Linked DNA regions of Homo sapiens: region 2 is linked to region 1. A link is an interaction called in ENCODE POLR2A ChIA-PET data of the cell type or tissue named here. Cell type or tissue: A673. All regions are shown on one strand. Links, peaks and the distances in the headings refer to the core of each region. The heading gives the core; the rest is flanking DNA. Region 1 overlaps CDK18 (cyclin dependent kinase 18). Region 2 has its middle 21 kb from the start of SLC45A3.

What was found. ChIA-PET counts read pairs that join two places held together with the same protein. Peaks named below come from ENCODE experiments on the same cell type or tissue, not always from the same donor. Only the 100,000 strongest peaks of a DNase experiment are listed, where the experiment ranks them.
Region 2: POLR2A ChIA-PET joins it to region 1 with 7 read pairs; 4 of 35 experiments call an interaction of 5 or more read pairs at or near these places.

Annotation. Positions count from the first base shown.
Region 1 is chr1:205,522,909-205,525,814 of GRCh38, forward strand. It overlaps CDK18 (cyclin dependent kinase 18), which reads left to right. Exons shown (of 16, transcript NM_212502.3): 2 at 239-389; 3 at 575-717; 4 at 1,324-1,449; 5 at 2,231-2,287. The coding sequence starts at 260. Among named protein-coding and RNA genes, the nearest start is that of CDK18, 20 kb to the left of the region's middle. In A673, for the core only: a CTCF peak has its summit at 1,580 (motif pointing left); a DNase peak (open chromatin) is centred at 1,563.
Region 2 is chr1:205,699,635-205,702,540 of GRCh38, forward strand. No RefSeq gene overlaps it. Among named protein-coding and RNA genes, the nearest start is that of SLC45A3, 21 kb to the left of the region's middle. RefSeq lists enhancers at 1,253-1,754, 1,755-2,254. In A673, for the core only: no CTCF peak of the experiment used is centred there; DNase peaks (open chromatin) are centred at 1,667 and 2,007; H3K4me3 peaks cover 443 bases; H3K27ac peaks cover 2,009 bases.

The sequences.
Region 1 (2,906 bases), core at 287-2,786:
GCGGTGGGCAGTGGAGGCAGTGCTGAGGGTCACTGGGAGGAAGAAGGTGACTGGGAAGAAGAGGGTGAACACCCACCCTCAGAGGGGTCAAACTTTGCAGAAGACACAACCCTGGCTCCCAGTGATGGTGGCATACAGGGCGACAGAGCTTGATGAGAGAGCTGAATTCCCAGTGGGTGGAGACCTGGACTGGTTGCCTTGTTCTTTTCAACTGCTCTTCTCACACTTCCCATCTCAGGACCCGGCTGCCCAGTCCCTCATGATCATGAACAAGATGAAGAACTTTAAGCGCCGTTTCTCCCTGTCAGTGCCCCGCACTGAGACCATTGAAGAATCCTTGGCTGAATTCACGGAGCAATTCAACCAGCTCCACAACCGGCGGAATGAGAGTGAGGGGTCTGGGCCCACCCAGCACCTCTCCCACCTACCAGACACTCCCCAGTCACCTTCCCCTCCCCGCCCACCCCCTCCCCACTGGCCTTAGGGGAGGAGCACAGCGCTGGGGGAGGGGGGCTACCCTTCTCTCCCTCAGGACAGAGAGGCAGGGAGGGGAGCTGACGCCTGTCCCTCTTAGACTTGCAGCTCGGTCCTCTTGGCAGAGACCCCCCGCAGGAGTGCAGCACCTTCTCCCCAACAGACAGCGGGGAGGAGCCGGGGCAGCTCTCCCCTGGCGTGCAGTTCCAGCGGCGGCAGAACCAGCGCCGCTTCTCCATGGAGGTAAGGGCCTCTGGAGCTCTGCCCCGGCAGGTGGCAGGATGCACGCACAAGGGTGTGCACAGGAGGGCAGCTGCCTTACAGCCAGACTTTGTGAGTTCAAATTCCACCTCTGCCATTCATTAGCTCTGTGACTTTGAGCAAGTTACTCAACCTCTGTGCACCATGGTCTCCTTGTCTTTAAAATGGTCATCATGGATTAAATGGGTTTATCTATGCCAAGTGCTTAGAACATTCCTGAATTTAGCAAGGGCTAGACAATTTGACTATTTGATCCACACACATATGCCCAAGTATATGAAAAAATATACTTACAGAATCGGTGCCTGTAAGGGCATGAGACTGATGTTGCACAGATGGTGATACTGTGGCCCAGAGAGGCAGAGAGTGACCTGGCTGTGCTAAGGTCACACAGCAGCCCCGGGTGTTCACGTGTATGTCTTGAGCACACACTGGGAGCAGCTGTGAGCCTGGGGTCACAGCCTGTGATTGGGCTCTGAATGGTTGTTCTGCAGGGAACGCTAGGTCCAGAGTGAAAGTCTGGAGCCCCACAGCCCTAGCTACCCTGAAACCAACAGTGGTGTCCCCATCTCATCCCTGTCACCACAGGACGTCAGCAAGAGGCTCTCTCTGCCCATGGATATCCGCCTGCCCCAGGAATTCCTACAGAAGCTACAGATGGAGAGCCCAGATCTGCCCAAGCCGCTCAGCCGCATGTCCCGCCGGGCCTCCCTGGTGAGTCCCAAGAGGGTCAGAGGACACAAGGTGGGGTGATATGCCCTCCCCAGCATGGGCATATCAGTCCCAGCTGAGGCCTAGATGGGATTTCGAGGAAGATTCCTGGGCCTCTGGTGCCACCTGCTGGCTTGAGTGCATTCAACTAGCTCGTCCTCCTACATCAACATCCATTTCCTAGATGGGTCTCACTTGGGCTGGAATGGGACTCTAAGCCCACAGTGGGTCCCACGGTCTCCACATGGTTAAGATCAATAGGCCAGCTGGCATGTGCCTTCCAGTCCTAACTGCCTATCAGAGCTGTTTGGGACATCTTACAAAACACAGACTCTACCTCCAGACACCTATAGAATCAGCCTCTCCGGCTAGGGGGTCCAGGAATCCGTCTTGTTAAGGGTTGGATACACCTGAGCTAGAAGTGCGCTGATGAGAGACACAGTCAGAGAGGTGGATTCTGAACTGGACACTCAAGGTACAATGGGAAAAAAGGCAGCACTCACTCTGGAGGAGCTCGTGGTCTCAGTCGGAGACACAGGTAGTCAAGATGTGCAACAATCCCAGGTGCCACAGCTCTGGGCTCTACACTCTTGGCTGTCCTGGGAGGAAGAAACTCACACTTTCACGAGCTCTGTCCTTTATCACAGGGATAAAGGGAAAAGGAGCCCCTTCCACCATGGAGTCTCATCCCTTCCCTCCCAGAGGCTGGAGTTGGGGGAGGCGTCATGTCTGTGGAGCTGCTAAGGGCTTCAAGCTCACGGCATTCTATGTCTCTCCCTCTCAGTCAGACATTGGCTTTGGGAAACTGGAAACATACGTGAAACTGGACAAACTGGGAGAGGTAAGACGCTGGGTTTGGTCTTCTCCGAATAGCCAGGCAGGATGGCTTGGAGGAGGGGCAGACCTCCCTAGTCGGCCCTCTCTGGTCGGCCCTCTCTGGTTGGCCCTCTCCTGGCCCCTGCCCCATAGAGGTGCACAGTCTTGGCTGTGCGCTCTGGCCCAGGCTTTGGCAGGGATTGAAGTGAGCTCAGATCCTGAAGGAGGGCGTGAGGATAGAGTAGCCATGGCCCTGGGCAGAATCCAGTCTTTTTTTTTTCTGCAAGTCCTTCTTGCCTGGGTTCAAAACCTAGCTCCACCATTTACTAGCTCTGTGACCTTTGGCAAGTTACATGACCTCTCTGTGTGCCTCAGTTTCTTCCTCTGTCCAATGAGACAGTAATTGTCCTATCACATAGGGTTATTGTGAGGATTGGGCAGGTTACTGTAATCAGCTTATGTACGGCACACAGACAATGCCTGGCACATAGGAAGTGCTGTGTCACTTAGCTATTTTTGTTGTCACTGTGCAGAGGCCTGGGGTGGGTGAAGGTTTATAGAGAGAGGGAACACACAGCCCTTTCCCTCCAGGAGCCCAAAGAGGTGACCTCTGTGTAAACATCAGCATCGTATAAGGAAGAAAA
Region 2 (2,906 bases), core at 283-2,782, 180 kb after region 1:
TGGATGAATCTGTAGGGAATTATGCCAAGAGAAAAGCCAATCCCTAAAAGTCACATGCCATATGATTCCCTTTATATAAGGTTTTTGAAAGAAAATTTAGAATTGGAGGGCAGAATAGTAGTTGCCAGGAATCAGGTACAGAAAGGGGAATGGGAAGGGAGGAAGTGTGGTTTTAAGACGGCAACATAAGGGACCTCTTCATGTTATAACTGTTCAGAATCTGGATTGAGGTGGTGGATACTCACATGTGGGTGATGAAATTGTATAAAACTCAACACACACACACATACAGGTACAAATAAAACAGGAAATCTGAATAAGGTTGTTGGATTGTATCAGCGTCAATATCCTGGTTGTGATATTTTACTGTAGTTTTGCAAAATGTCATCAATGGGGGAAACTGGGCAAGTATACAAGGGATCTCTCTGTATTGTTTCTTATAACTGCATGTGAATCTACAATGATCTTAATAAAAAGTTTAATTCAAAAAAAGACTTGAGGCCGGTGCGGTGGTTCAGGCCTGTAATCCCAGCACTTTGGGAGGCCAAGGTGGGCAGATCACTTAAAGTCAAGAGTTTGAGATCAGCCTGGCCAACATGGTGAAACCCTGTCTTTACTAAAAATAAAAAAATTAGCCTGGCCTGGTGGTGCACACTTGTAATCCCAGCTACTCAGGAGGCTGAGGCAGAATTGCTTGAACATGGGAGGCAGAGGTGGCATGATCCCTCAGTGAGCTGAGATCACGCCACTGCACTCCAGCCTGGGCGACAGAGCAAGGCTCCATCTCAAAAACAAAACAAAACAAAACAAAATAAAACAAAACAAAACAAAAAACCAAACACAAAAGACTTGAAAGGTCTCCTGCCCTCAAAGGGCTTGTACTCTCAACTGTGTTTCCGGTTTCTTTCTTCTGCCTGTTTCTCTTATCTAGCTGAATGCCATCGATGCACAACAAATGACTGTCCTGATTTTCTTCCGGGAAGACATTGCTAAATGATTGGTGAAGGACCATATATTCAGGTTACTCCTCTTCCTGATTTCCCCAATCCCAGTCTCTTCAACTTTGGCATTTTATTTTTTTAAAGGAGAATTGGGAGGTGGGAAGCTCTTAGAACCTTCAGGATAACCCTGTTTCTTGTTTGTGTTTGACCTGTTCATGTGTATGATAGAGAAATAGAGAGGCAGAGTATGAAATTTTTGTGTTTTTTGGAGGGTGGGTGGCTGAAAGAGAAGAGGCCAGAGATTTTCTCTTGTGTAATCCCACATTGCCAGGCTCCCAGCTGACCAGCTTCCATCTCACTGTAGGTGTTGAAGAGACCATGGAACCACTGTGGGTCTCTCTCTCTCTCTCTCTCTCTCTCTCTCCTTTCCAGTAGTGGAAAGAGGAAAGGTGCCCAGAACCCTCACATCCTGGAATCTGCTCCATGAGTAACCTCTCTAGGGAAACAGCAGCCCAGCTGTTTCCTGGACCGGTAACTTCTCTCCCCAGCCCCCCTCACCTATAGTCCCCAACTGACTGTTTTCTGAAACCACCTCCCAGAGACTGTGCTGACTGAGGGAGGCCCTGGAGGGAGAGGAAGATCTTGCAGCCTTGTCCTGGGACTTCAGCCAATCTCCCCTGCCTCCCCCACTGTGTCCCTGCCCCCAACCCCAGCCAAGCTTAGAGCAGCCGGCTCTGTCCCCAGCAGCTGTACACAGCAGGGGTGGGGGACAGTCACACTCCCTCACTCCTAGGCTGCAGCTGAGGGGCTGTGAATAAAAAGCTTGGCTTCCTCAGGGGTCTGGTTGACATCCAGCCTGTATCCACCACCTAATCCCATCCTTTGCTTGGGTTTTCTCAACGTATCCATGTCCTGGCCATGCCCAGTGGCAGGTCTGGAGGCTCCTGCTGGCAGAAGGAAATGGTTCCTGTCTCCAGGTGGGGCCGGGCACCCCTCAAGAGGGTTGGGAAGGCAAGAAGTAGAAGCAGCTGCTTCCTTTTTTGTCCTTCCCAGATACCCATGATGAGGGGGCACCAGGGACTTGGGTTTCCCAGCTTAGCTGAGAAACTATTTCCTTTCATTAAAGAGGCATGTAATTAGCTGGGGGAAATGGGAGGACCCTGGAGAGTGAACACATCCTTTGGTGCATTGACAAGAGAGGGGCTCCAGAGTGATGAGAAGCCCCTGTTTCAGCCCCCCACCCTCCCAAACACACAAAAATTCCACACTCTGCCTCTCTGTTTCTCTATCATACACATGAACAGGCCAAACACAAACAAGAAACACTAGGTGTGCCCTAGGGTACATAGAATTCCAAAAATCTTGCTGCATTAGGAGCACTGTGCGGCAGGAGGCAGGCAGATGCAAGCCCAGCCCCAGCTGTAAGTCCTAGTTGTGCGTTCCTAGAGGTGCTGTGCCTCCTCGTGATCCTTTTCTTCCTGCTTCTAGTCCAGGTCTGGGTTGCCAGATGGACTGCAGTGGTCAAGGTGAAAAAGCAGAGGTTTCCTGGGGCTCCTTAAGCTAGGCAGGGCAAGTGGGGCCAAGGGTTGGGCTTCTTCTCTTGAAGGCAGCTTTGTCCCTCGCTCTTTGATAAGACCTATAGAATGAAAAACTCAAGACCAAATCACTAGAAAAAAAATTGTAGGAAACACTTAGATCAGTGTTGTCAATTGAGGCAATTTTATTCCCCAGTGGACATGTGGCAGTGTCTGAACACTTTTCTTTTTATTTTTTTTAATAACAACTAGAAGGCTGGGCGTGGTGGCTCACGGCTGTAATCCCAGCACTTTGGGAGGCTGAGGTGGGCAGATCACAAGGTCAGGAGTTCGAGACCAGCCTGGCCAACATGGTGAAACCCATCTCTATTAAAATTACAAAAATTAGCAGCGCGTGATGGCGCACGCCTGTAATCTCAGCTACTTGGGA